Regions from separate parts of the Homo sapiens genome. Here regions 2 and 3 are each linked to region 1. The links are chromatin contacts, found by Hi-C or POLR2A ChIA-PET in ENCODE. All regions are on one chromosome and are shown on one strand. Each heading gives the region's core, a stretch centred on a gene start or an enhancer-like site at or near the end of the contact. The rest is flanking DNA. Distances are from core to core; before and after follow the strand shown.

The links. A loop is a pair of places that touch in the nucleus more often than their neighbours do. ChIA-PET counts read pairs that join two places held with the same protein, here RNA polymerase II (POLR2A). Pooled maps may share reads with other maps.
Region 2: a loop to region 1 is called in a map of GM12878, with 2.5 times the contacts of the local background. The contact joins the enhancer-like site here to the promoter of GNE in region 1. A Hi-C loop is called at or near these places in 1 of 168 maps with a recorded cell type or tissue (GM12878), 3 of 37 single-sample maps with no recorded cell type and 7 of 50 pooled maps. POLR2A ChIA-PET finds 5 or more read pairs at or near these places in 2 of 52 experiments (OCI-LY7 and endothelial cell of umbilical vein).
Region 3: a loop to region 1 is called in a map of B cell, with 17 times the contacts of the local background. The contact joins the enhancer-like site here to the promoter of GNE in region 1. A Hi-C loop is called at or near these places in 2 of 168 maps with a recorded cell type or tissue (B cell and CD4-positive, alpha-beta memory T cell) and 9 of 50 pooled maps. POLR2A ChIA-PET finds 5 or more read pairs at or near these places in 3 of 52 experiments (GM12878, WTC11 and activated CD4-positive, alpha-beta T cell).

What each region holds. Positions count from the first base shown.
Region 1 is chr9:36,256,116-36,260,231 of GRCh38, reverse strand. It overlaps GNE (glucosamine (UDP-N-acetyl)-2-epimerase/N-acetylmannosamine kinase), which reads left to right and starts at 1,784. Exons shown (of 12, transcript NM_005476.7): 1 at 1,784-1,911. It overlaps LOC124902150 (a long non-coding RNA gene), which reads right to left and starts at 1,622. Exons shown (of 3, transcript XR_007061473.1): 1 at 1,481-1,622. RefSeq lists an enhancer at 1,354-1,583 and a silencer at 1,884-2,043.
Region 2 is chr9:36,456,130-36,460,245 of GRCh38, reverse strand. It overlaps a transcript of RNF38 not described here. Among named protein-coding and RNA genes, the nearest start is that of RNF38, 58 kb to the right of the region's middle. RefSeq lists enhancers at 1,354-1,443, 1,574-1,643. Within about 2 kb of position 1,770, at least 5 of the 41 ENCODE cell types and tissues checked have a DNase peak (open chromatin) inside an H3K27ac peak, as active enhancers do; they include GM12878, where a contact is called at or near this core.
Region 3 is chr9:36,088,879-36,092,994 of GRCh38, reverse strand. It overlaps RECK (reversion inducing cysteine rich protein with kazal motifs), which reads right to left. Exons shown (of 21, transcript NM_021111.3): 10 at 1,652-1,831. Among named protein-coding and RNA genes, the nearest start is that of GLIPR2, 46 kb to the left of the region's middle. RefSeq lists an enhancer at 1-168. Within about 2 kb of position 1,819, at least 12 of the 41 ENCODE cell types and tissues checked have a DNase peak (open chromatin) inside an H3K27ac peak, as active enhancers do; they include B cell, where a contact is called at or near this core.

The DNA.
Region 1 (4,116 bases), core at 535-3,034:
CGAGCTCACTGTTGCCTGGAACTCCTGAGCACAAGCGATCCTCCCACCTCTGCCTTCCAAAGTGCTGGGACTGCAGGTGTGAGCCACCACACCTGGCCCGGAGGTCATTCTTGAGTCTTTTTCCCTGTCATCCCCTTATATCTAACCTATAATTAAGTCTCATCAATTTTACTTCCAAAATAAACATCATATCCATCCACTTCAGTTGAGTTTCACTGCTACCAATCCATTCTCCACAGAGCAGCCAGTGTGATTTAAAAAAGAAATCTGGGCCTGGTGTGGTGGCTCATGTCTGTAATCCTAGCACTTTGGGAGGCCAAAGTGGGCGGATCACCTAAGGTCGGGAGTTTGAGACCAGTCTGGCCAACATGGTGAAACCCCCGTCTCTACTAAAAATACAAAAATTAGCCGGGCATGGTGGTGTGTGCCTGTAATCCCAGCTACTCGGGAGGCTAAGGCAGGAGAATTGCTTGAACCTGGGAGGTGGAGGTTTCAGTGAGCTGAGATCGTACCACTGTACTCCAGCCTGGGCGATAGAGTGGGACCCTGTCTCAAAAACAAACAAACAAACAAAAAAGAAATCTGATAGCACTTCCTTGCAAAAATCCCTTAATGTCTTTTCTTTTGTGGCTAATGTGACCTTTTCGTGGCTCCAAGCTAGCCACAGGAGAACTAAGAGTTCATAAGTATTTTACAAATTAGAGCTTCATTATTAATTGAAATGCATCACAAACTGCAGTTTGATGAGATTTGAAATTTGCTGTACAGCAAGAAATCTCAATGAACTGTTAGACTTAGTTTCACCTGTGGTAAATTTTTAATGGTTGTAAAAAAAAAAAGATGTTAATATTTTGTATCATCAACTTCATTCAAAGTTTCTTGTCAATGGTGACTCAGGAATCTGTTGCCCAGGTTGGTCTCGAACTCCTGGCCTCAAGCTAGCCTTCTCACTTGGCTTCCTAAAATGCTGGGAGTGACTCAGAAATTTGAAAGGGTCATTAAAAAGTCTTAAAGCCTGATTCGGTGGCATGGTCCTGTAGTCCCAGCTACTCAGAAGGCTGAAGCCAGAAAAGATGGCTTGAGGCCAGGAGCTCGAGTGCTGCCTGGACAACATAGTGAGACCCTTGTCTCAAAAACAACAGCAACCCAAAGTCTTATTTATCTTCAGGAGCTGCGCAAGCCCTTTACCACCGCCACGTTTCTCCCTGGATGTCCCTAGGCCTCGGGACTGGCTGGGAGTTCCCTGTAGTGGAGGCCGCCGCTGAACTGATTATAAAGATGAGAGAGGCTCTGCCATGCCTTGGTCATCAATTCACACTCCACCAGTGTCTTCTAGCAGTCACGGCAAGGGTTAACGTCAGGGACCGCTGTGGGGTGGCCGCGCTACACGACAGTATAGTTGCGGTCCTGGTTTATGAAATAACTGAGGGAACAAGAGGCGCAAGAAATCCCTCCTTGGGTGCAAGACCAAAACAACTACCCAGCGGGAAGACTCGGGCTTCAGTGCGTGTGTCGCCAGTGGAGGAGGACGCTTCGGGGCGGGAGCACAAGCTGGCAGGACAGCCCCGCAGCAGCTCCAGCGCGGCAGAGGCCATGGAAGATGGTCCGCTGGTCAGCACCCTGCCTGCGCCTCAAAATACCGCCGGGAAGGTGGGGGACGGGGACGGGAGCAGCCAATCACGCGAGCTCTCTCGGGTGGCGTCAGGGCGCGATCGCGGATTCGGCACTCCGGGTGGGCGTGGCTGGGCGAGCGAGGAGTGGGGACAAGGTCGAGCGACGAGTCGTCTACCCGCGCGCCCGAGCGCGGAAACCGAGGGGCAGGCTCGCGCTCTGCCTGCTTCGTGGCGCTTGGTTCGTCCCTCGCCCGAGGAGCGCGGTGGCGGCGTGGGAGGGAGCCTCTGACGGCGTCTGGTGAGAGCCGCGCGGCGGCGTGGGACTCCGGGAGAGCATCCTGCCCACCCCCAGGGCCGCCTCCCCCGGCCTCCTGCCCCAGGCCTCCCCTCCCCGGCCGCTTTCCACCCCACCGCGCCCCGAGGCCCACACTGGACCCGGCTCTCGCCCAATGTCCTGCAGGCCTCACCATAGGGCACCTCTTTGGCCCAATTCAGGGCTCCGCCGTGTGGCTCGGGGTGGGCCCTGATGAGCAGGGGAGGGGATGTAGAGGGAGGCCCAGGTTGACTTGTCCCCTGGAACAGTGCTGTCCAATCAGGGGGGATGCTGACTGTCCCGTTAGGAGCGGGGCGGGGCGAGAGAGGGTGGAGAACTGCCTGGCAGGCGAGCTGTCCTGGCGTGAAAAGGCTGGGCTAAAAGGTCCCCTCCCTGCTCTGAGTCTACATTCTGAGTCTGGGCTTCCTTGTATATTTGAGAAACGTTAATTCCCCGCCCTCACCCCAATTTTTTTTTTTTTTTTTTTTTTTTTTTTTTTTTTTGAGACTGAGTCTCGCTCTGTCGCCCAGGCTGGAGTGCAGTGGCGCGATCTCGGCTCACTGCAAGCTCCGCCTCCCAGGTTCACGCCATTCTCCTGCCTCAGCCTCCCGAGTAGCTGGGACTACAGGCGCCCACCACCACGCCCGGCTAATTTTTTGTATTTTTAGTAGAGACGGGGTTTCACCATGTTAGCCAGGATGGTCTCGATCTCCTGACCTCGTGATCCGCCCACCTCGGCCTCCCAAAGTGCTGGGATTACAGGCGTGAGCCACCGCGCCCGGCCCCTCCCCCCAGTTTTACGCTTGTAAAATTGTTAGAACACAAGAACGTATTTTTTACTACTCTGGTAGGAGGGGTGGGGTACAGTTTCGCAGTATAGGTAACTCGTTAACCCAACTGTAGGAGCGCCGCAGTTGAAGCCAAACCGAATTATAGCGTCGGAATGGGGCCCTGACTTTCAGACAGCTTTATATAGCTCTTTCCTTCTTATTCCTTTGAGTCCCATCCTCATTGCACTGATGAAAGGGCGATTTATCATGTTTTCGAGGAAGATTTGTACTCATGGATGTTTATGGAATGAACAGACACAAGGCAAACACTGGGTGTGGGACAGTGTTCTGAGCGCTGAAGTCATTCAGACAAGGGTTTGATTTTCGGTTCTCTCAATGATGAACTTGGGTTCAAGTAATTCTCCTGCCTCAGCCTCCCAAGTAGCTGGGATTACAGGCGCCTGCCACCATGCTCGGTTAATTTTTGTATTTTTAGTAGAGACGGGGTTTCACCATGTTGGTCAGGCTGGACTTGAACAGACATCAAGTGATCCGCCCATCTCGGCTTCCCAAAGTGCTGGGGTTACAGGCGTCAGCCACCGCGCCTGGCCAATGATGAACTATTAAACAGTGATTTGGGGCAAGTAAATTATTTTCTCTGTGCTTCCTGTCTGTAAAACGCGGCTAATACGAGGGCTGTGAGGATGAAATGAGTTAATACATGTGAAGAAACCTATTAGCACAATGTTTGGCACTTCAGAAGCGCTCAGCAAATGTTTACTGTTGTTTCCTCTGTTCAGTGACTGCTTGACCCAAGTGTTCATTATTTTTATTTGATAGCCTTAAAAATATTCTCTTCACAAAGAACTCTTTCCACGGTTGAGTGGGGCATTATTTTTCTGGAAAGGGTTAATCACCTTTTGTCAGCATTTATAATGGACGGTCTTGAGTTGAGAGAATGCAGAAAGTAGTCTTTAAGAATTTGGGTTTCTGCCGGGCGTGGTGGCTCACGCTTGTAATCCCAGCACTTTGGGAGGCCAATGCAGGCGGATCACCTGAGGTCAGGAGTTCAAGACCAGCCTGGCCAACATGATGAAACCTCATCTCTACTAAAAATACAAAAATTAGCTCGATGTGGTGGCAGGCGCCTGTGATCCCAGCTACTCAGGAGGCTGAGATAGGAGTATCGCTTGAACCCAGGAAGCGGAGGTTGCAGTGAGCCGAGATTGCACCACTGCACTCCAGCCTGGGCGACAGGCTGTCTGTCTCAAAAAAAAAAAAAAAAAAAAAAAAAAAGAATTGGGTTTCTCTGGCTGGGTATGGTGGCTCATGCCTGTAATCCAAGCACTTTGGGAGGCCAGGCGGCGGATCACCTGAGGTCAGGAGATCGAGACCAGCCTGGCCAACATGGTGAAACCCC
Region 2 (4,116 bases), core at 521-3,020, 200 kb before region 1:
AGATAATTGGAATTTCTAGTATATTTATTGCTCTTTACTGTTTTTAATCCTCAACGTCTTGTAGGCAACATTCTTAGTATCTTCTAGGCAGTTGATCATAAGCTTAAGAAACCACAAGAAAAATGTTTTTAAAGTTACATTTGTGATCTCTAATTGGGAGCACTGATTTTGGCCCTAAGTAGGGTTTTTAGATATTAAGAAGCATAGTTTTGGTGAATGGATTTAATTTTCTGTCGTTTAAGTTAGAAAAACATTCGTTTGCATTAAGTTAAAAAATTTTCTCTTATAGTATTGGATAGCAATAGCCTAAAAATGCATAGGTGTAAAATACAACAATGTTACTAATCGCCACAGAGTATCTTGTATGCACAGATTTCTTGACTCAATAATCCTTTCTCAATTTTCTTTTGGGAAAACACTAAAATCAGTTAAAACTGATTTTCAGTATTGTACATGACAGTAGAAGATGGAAATGAAAATAAACTTTCCTAAAATCCGCAAGTCTCTGAAGTGAAAATAGTATTTAGTGGTGGTAGAAGGAAAGCAGGATTTCTTTGTAAGCACTATACAATAATTAGAGTTAATATTTTATGTAGCCTGTGATGGAGTATGTACACACATACACATACTCTTCTCTTGCACACTCACATATCCAGGGTGTTAAATACAAAGTAATTCTTCAGTGTCAGAAAACACTAAGGGGATTTGTGTTCACAGCTTATAAAATTGTGATAATGGATTTATTCTCTAAATACAAAATACTCAGTGTACCAAAATGAAGGCAATGCCCTATCCCTAATGTTTGACAGAGAGATTTTTGTTTTGGACAAATAAAAGGAGTAAATGCCTTAACACAGGTTACTGAATTAAGTATACCCAGGAAGTGTTAGTACTAGTTGAGATAAAGTAATTTCAGGGAGTGTTTTTGCTGAAAGGCCCTTTACCCTAGAGATTCCCCCAGAACATTTCTGTCCCTTTCCCAGTCTTTTCAGTGTGTAGCTGTGGAGGGCAATCTTTATCTTTCTTTTTTTTTTTTTTTGAGACAGAGTCTCGCTCTGTCACCAGGCTAGAGTGCAGTGGTGTGATCTCGGCTCACTGCAACCTCCACCTCCTGGGTTCAAGTGATTCTCCTGCCTCAGCCTCCTGAGTAGCTGGGATTGCAGGCCTGCACTACCACGCCCACCTAATTTTTGTATTTTTAGTAGAGACAGGGTTTCACCATGTTGGCCAGGATGGTCTCAATCTCTTGACCTCGTGATCTGCCCACCCTGGCCTCCCAAAGTGCTGGGATTACAGGTGATCCACCGCGTCCAGCCAGAGGGCAATCTTTCTGTCTTACAGAATGTCTTGATGGTCTGTGGTTAAGACACCAAATGTGGCGATATGTTGGTCAGGATATATAGTGGACTTGTCTCTCTGTCTTGTGACTGGTGAACTTATGGTTTCTCAATATTACTGTGTCTGGAATTTATTCCTTCCGGTGTGTTCTTGATTTCAAGAATGAAGCCGCGGACCCTCGCGGTGAGTGTTACAACTCTTAAAGATGGTGTGTCCAGAGTTTGTTCCTCCAGATGTTCAGATGTGTCCGGAACTTCCTTCCGGTGGGTTCGTGGTCTCACTGACTTCAGGAGTGAAGCCGCAGATCTTCGCAGTGAGTGTTACAGCTCTTAAAGGTGGCACGTCAGGAGTTGTTTGTTCCTCCCGGTGGGTTTGTGGTCTCGCTGACTTCAGGAATGAAGCCGCGGACGCTTGTGGTGTGTGTTACAGCTCATAAAGGTAGTGCAGACCCAAAGAGTGAGCAGCAGCAAGATCTACTGTGAAGAGCAAAAGAACAAAGCTTTCACAGCGTGGAAGGGGACCCAGGCGGGTTGCTGCTGCTGGCTCGGGTGGCCAGCTTTTATTCTCTTATTTGGCCCTGCCCACATCCTGCTGGTTGGTCCATCTTACAGAGCACTGACTGGTCCATTTTACAGAGTGCTGATTGGTGTGCTTACAATCCTTTAAACACAGAGCGCTGATTGGTGCATTTACAATCCTTTAGCTAGACAGAAAAGTTCTCCAAGTCCCCACCCGACCCAGAAGTCCAGCTGGCTTCACCTCTCATTACTACTATATTGAGGCTCTGCATTCCAAAAGCGTTGGTGTATGTGAGGAGAGGCAACCTTTGTTGTGTGTTCTGCAACCATCAATGGACTGCCTTACCTCCACAGCTTGAAAGCTTTGTTTACTTAAAGCAGGATTCTGAACCTTTTTGGCATGATGGTTCTCTTTTGAGGATCTGATAAAAGCTAGGGCTCTTCTCAACCTAACACATGCACAAATGCACATACATTCTGAATTTTGTGTACAGTTTTAGGGAGTTTGTAGACCTCCTGAAGTCCCCTGATAATTTTTTTTTTTTTGGAGACGGAGTCTCCCTCTGTCACCCAGGCTGGAGTGCAGTGACGTGATCTCAGCTCACAGGTGCCCACCACCATGCCTGGTTAATTTTTGTTTATTTAGTAGAGACGGGGTTTCACCATGTTAGCCAGGCTGGTCTTGAGCTCCCGACCTCAAGTGATCCACCTGCCTCAGTCTCCAAAAGTGCTGGGATTACAGACGTGAGCCACCATGCCCAGTCCCCTGATAAACTTAAGCCTGTGGATCTCAGTTTGAGAACCTATGCCTTAAAGATTATCTTCAACCGTAAAGTTTGTACATAAGGGCTTTAAAGTTATTTCCAACAAAGGCTTTTTAACTATTTAAGTAAATATTAATGTCTGTGCCCATCGCAGACTTTCAGAATCTAATGGTGTAAGCAGAACTCAGTTGGAGGGATAGATGCATGTTTTTCTGTTATAGCTCAGTGGAAAAGAGTTACAATTAATAGATTAATTGCCAATTAAATGGTTTAAATTCAGTTAGAGGAAGTCTGTTTAAAGCATGCCTTACTCCAAAGTGTTACCTGTATGCAGTATGGGTTTCTGAAGATAGTTGTTTCTTATGTTTGGTTTAAATGTGATTGATTCCTATTAATTCAGTGCCTTCGTGTTTGGTAAGAAAGCAGGTACCTGTGATAAAGCTAGTTCTACTTTAATATAAATTCATCTAGCAGAAATCAGATTTTAAGGTTTTGTTTTATTTCTGGAAGGACCAGCATCCATGAATTTAAAGAATTAGGGCAAAATTTAGCTCCTTAATTAGTTTATACTTTATTGCATGATAATCTTGTAGGATGTGGGTGTTGATGAAGTAGTGCAAAAAGCAGCTGGACTAGAAACCAGCAGTTCTTTTCTGCTACAAAAAAACCCAGTGACCTTGGATGAGTCACTTAATCTTCTGGGCTTTTTGCTTATCTATAAAGCAGGGAGGTTGAACTCCTACACTTGTATTATTAAAGTTCTCATATCTTATAATTCTAAAACATATCTACCATTAAGTAAGTTAGCACAGTGATCAACATGGCCCAATCTGTTGGTCTTCATGCTTGGCACAATGCAGAATATAACAGTTCTGGATTCAGGGAGATAACGGGTATTTGTGCTAGCTAGCCTGGAATGGAAAAACAATGAGTATTCATTAGATTTAGTGTCCAGTAGGTTGAGAGGTGAATTGCAGGAAGAGGCCCAGAGAAACCCTCAGCCCAGCAGGAGAGACAGCCTTCACTGGCAAGGCAGAGTCTAGGATAGATCCTTGAAGAGAAAAACCAAGACCCTGAGATACATGAAAGCAGATGTCTAGTTTTCCAGATTCTATAGCATCAAAAAGTTTGATAATTGATGTTAGCGATGTTTATGTGTCATGAAAAGTTTAAAATTACTTTGCATTTTAGTGACTTATAACACACAGAAATGCATATTATATTTTGGAATAATTTCTGTTAAATATGGTTGAAATAAAAATTGTTTGAGACCAGCTACTGTGGCTCACGCCTGTAATCCCAGCATTTTGGGAGGCCGAGGTGGGCAGATCACCTGAGGCCAGAAGTTCGAGACCAGCCTGGCCAACATGGTGAAACCCGTTTCTACTAAAAATACAAAATTAGCCAGATGTGGTGGTGTACACCTGTAATCTCAGCTACTAGGAAGGCTGAGGAAGGAGAATTGCTGAGGCAGGAGGTGGAGGTTGCAGTGAGCT
Region 3 (4,116 bases), core at 570-3,069, 170 kb after region 1:
GGGTTCCTTGTAGTCTCATCCTGCAAAAGTACAATTTAGGAGTCAGCCAAGGACTTAAAAGGAGTCTGTTTATGGATTTTGGGACATTTCTTTTTGTGGTTCCCTCCCTTGTGGGATTTTTTTTTTCCTTCAATATCTAGCTTCTCTGGCAGGACCAAACTCTGATGTCTCACTCCTTAGGCCAAGACTGCTGCTTTCTGCTTGAACTCTACTCCCCATGAAAAGAAACTGAAAGTGCCTATGAGGAAGAAGTGCACAAATGTGGCTTTCGCTCAGTGTGGTTTCTATCTTTCAAGAGACGTTGGCCACTCGTGGTGGCTCACGCCTGTAATCCTAGCACTTTGGGAGGCTGAGGCAGGCAGATCACTTGAGATCAGGGGTTCGAAACCAGCCTGGCCAAGATGGTGAAGCCCCGTCTCTACTAAAAATACAAAAAAAAAAAAAAAAAAAAATTAGCTGGGTGTGGTGGCAGGCGCCTGTAATCCCAGCTACTTGGGAGGCTGAGGCAGGAGAATTAATTGCTTGAATCCAGGAGGCGGAGGTTGCAGTGAGCCGAGATCATGCCACTATACTCCAGCCTGGGTGACAGAGTGAGATTCTGTCTCAAAAATAATAAAAAAAAAAGATGTAGACCCTCCTGCTTTTGATCAGTCTCCAATACCTTCAAAACAATTGTTCTTTTATATTTTGTGCGGAGTTCATAATTGGTATTGGTAGGACTGTTATTCTCATACAAGCTACTCCACAATTACCAGAAGCCAGACCAGAACTATGTGCCAAAGTCTAACTTTCAAACATTTCAGATGTACTCAATCTCTAAATCAGGTCTTTACTGGCTAATACTCTATCACCAGTTTTAAAGATATCTCAATTTTCTCACTCTTAAGTAATACTCTGAGTACTTTAAAAAAAATAAGATGTGTGTTAGCTTGAAGTAAACACCATCTGACAAAAATATCTAGAACTTCCTTCTGGCCCAATTGAATGATTCTCTTCCCTTTTGCCCTCTTTATTTCTGGGTTGTAACTTATAAATCAGCCACCTCTTCTTTAGTAACTCTCTCTCTCTTGCTTCTGTATGGAGTTCTCTCATTTCGTGCTTCCGGTGCCCTCTTCTGTTTTCTTTGGTTTCTTCAACCATTAACTGTTGATATGCTCCAAGGCTCAGTTCTTGCCTCCTTATTTTTCTAATGATACTTGATACCCTGGGAAAACATCTATTTGAATTGCTTTTGTAAAGAAATATTTTTGTATGAAACAGGGGACTCACAGAGAAGAAACCTCAACCAGTCTCAAGGTCCTTTAAAGTAAACTGTTTAAAAGTGGACATTTGGATGACCAAATAGTTCACAATAATTTATTCTACAATGAATTACTTCCACTGGTGGTACAGTAGAAGGGAGAGGGGACTGACGGCAGAAGAGATTCTTTGAATTCCAGAAGCTTGAGGTATCTCTAGATTGGAAGGGACTTTGTAATAGTGTTTCCTTTCCCAGAGGTGGCTTACCAGATGGAATACTGCATTTAAAGATTAAATCATAAAGAAGACTTTCTTTTAACCCAACAGGAATAAAATCAGAATAAAGTGGTATTTCACTTATTTATAATTAATGATAAAATATTTCCATTCCATGTATAATAATTTGTCTTACCTGTTGTTAAAATTAGTACAGTAAGTAAGGTTTCTACAGCCCAACTGGCAAGGTTCCCGGACATCCGCTAAACAGGTCAACATGGACACTTCCACTGGATTATATTCACAAAAGCGATCAAACTCTTGCCAACTCTGTGTATTGCCCCAGCTCATGCTGTAAAGTTTAGTGCAGAGTTCCCTGAAACAAGAGCACAAATGCAGAAGCCGACATGAGCCAACCAAGTAAATATTTGATTTGCATAAAACTAAAACTCTATGAACTATATACTTTGGAACGTATGTGAGAAAAAAAGTAAAAAAACCAAATGACTATTTCCTAGAAACTAGAGCCAGAAAAAGTTGATTGTTTTCCATGGAAAACAGGCTTCTTTTATCACCTACCTTTTCTCTTTTTGTCAAGGTTGCTAGAAATCTCAGTGCCAAATTTAATGTTCAATTACAGTATTTGTGCATCCTTAGTTCCTGGCACAATTATTTCCCCCTATATCTTTCTGATTTCTTTTTTACTTTTACTTAAAGTACATGGTTTTGCCTCTGCAAAGATATATTCCCTTATATTTATGTTCAGTCACAGACGGTAAAACTAGGACATGGTCCTCTGACTTCTTTTAAGAAGCATGATAGACTTAGGGTACATTAGTTTCTCCCTGAAAAACTATACTAAAGCCATTTCTATTCCCTAAGATATTCCAAAGCCTCTATGTACTATTGTAATACACAATCTTCTTATTTTTAGTACTCAATGATTACAAAGCAACTTAAGTATGTGTATATAGCTAAAACATTTATACCATTTCTAAAGTGCTCTCACACATGATATTCATTTTATTTATAAAATACATGTTTACAATAAAATTTTCATATTATTGAAATATACAAAATTATAAGTAAAAATTTTCATTCACCTTATATTTTGACTGTCATATTTACCCCTATGACAAAGATATCTTTACTTTTACATTTGTTCATTCACCCCACCAATGTTTATTGAGTGTCTATTTTGTGTGAGGGCCTGTTGAAAGCACTGGAAATACAATGGTGAATAAAACAGACAAGGTCCCTGCTATCAGTGAGGCTTACACATTATGGGAATAAGGAAGCTGTGATCAAGTTACATCAGGTACCTCGATCTGGAAGCTTTCTTTTTTCTAGTCCTTAACTTTCTTTCTTTTTTGTTTTGTTTTTAGAGACAGAGTCTCACTCTGTCACCCAGTCTGGAGTGCAGTGGCGTGATCTCGGCTGACTGCAGCCTCTGCCTCCTGGGTTCAAGTGATTCTAGTGCCTCAGCCTCCCAAGCAGCTGAGATTATAGGCATCTGCCACCACACCTGGCTAATTTGTGTGTGTGTGTGTGTGTGTGTGTGTGTGTGTGTGTATTTTTAGTAGAGATGGGGTTTTGCCATGTTGACCAGGCTGGTCTGGAACTCTTGACCTCAGGCGATCCATCTGCCTCACCCTGGAATTACAGGCTTGAGTCACTGCATCTGGCTAGTCCTTAACTTTCTATAGGTTGGGTATCCCTCATCTGAAATGCTTGGGACCCAAATTTTGGATTTTTTTTGGATTTTAGAATACTTGTATATACCTAATGAGATATTTTGGGGCTAGGACCCAAGTCTAAACACGACATTCATTTATGTTCATATATACCTTATACACATAGCCTGAAGGTAATCTTATACAGTATTTTAAATAATTTTGTGCATGATACAAAGTTTTGACTGCATTTTGACTGTGACCCATCACATGAGGTCAGGTGTGGAATTTTCCACTTGTGGTGTCATGTCAGCACTCAAAACGTTTCTGATTTTGGAGCATTTTGGATTTCAGATTTTTGGATTAAGGGTGGTCAATCTGTATTTGCCTTGGACAGGTTATTTAACATCTCATAGTTAGTTTATTAAGTGTAAAAGAAAAATTACATAAATTTCTCCAATTATCTCCTAAGGTTTTATGAAGATGAAATCTGATGAAAATGCAAGCCTTCAGCAAACCATAAAACCCTGTATCAAGGTTAGAGAGAAGGAAAAGCCTTCCTTACTGAAGCTCTTTTGGGACAACACGGCCATTCCAACCTCTAGTGACTCTACGTAGGTGTAAACTTTTTTGTGGGCATTCAAAGAAACACTCAGCATCCTTCCCATAAATATATTTATTAACTTCTACAAGCAATCTAATTTCCTTAATTACAAGCCTAATTTAATTTCCCTTTAAGCCTTTTTGTTAATTTTCTTTGGAGATTTTTCACGTCTTTCATTTATTTATTTGGAGACAGAGTCTCGCTCTTTTTCATGTCTTTAATTAATTAATTAATTTATTTTGAGACGGAGTCTTCACTGTGTCACTCAGGCTGGAGTGCAGTGGCGCAATCTCGGCTCACTGCAACCTCTGCCTCCCAGGTCCAAGTGATTCTTCTGCCTCAGCCTCTCAAGTAGCTGGAATTACAGGCATGTGCCACCACGCC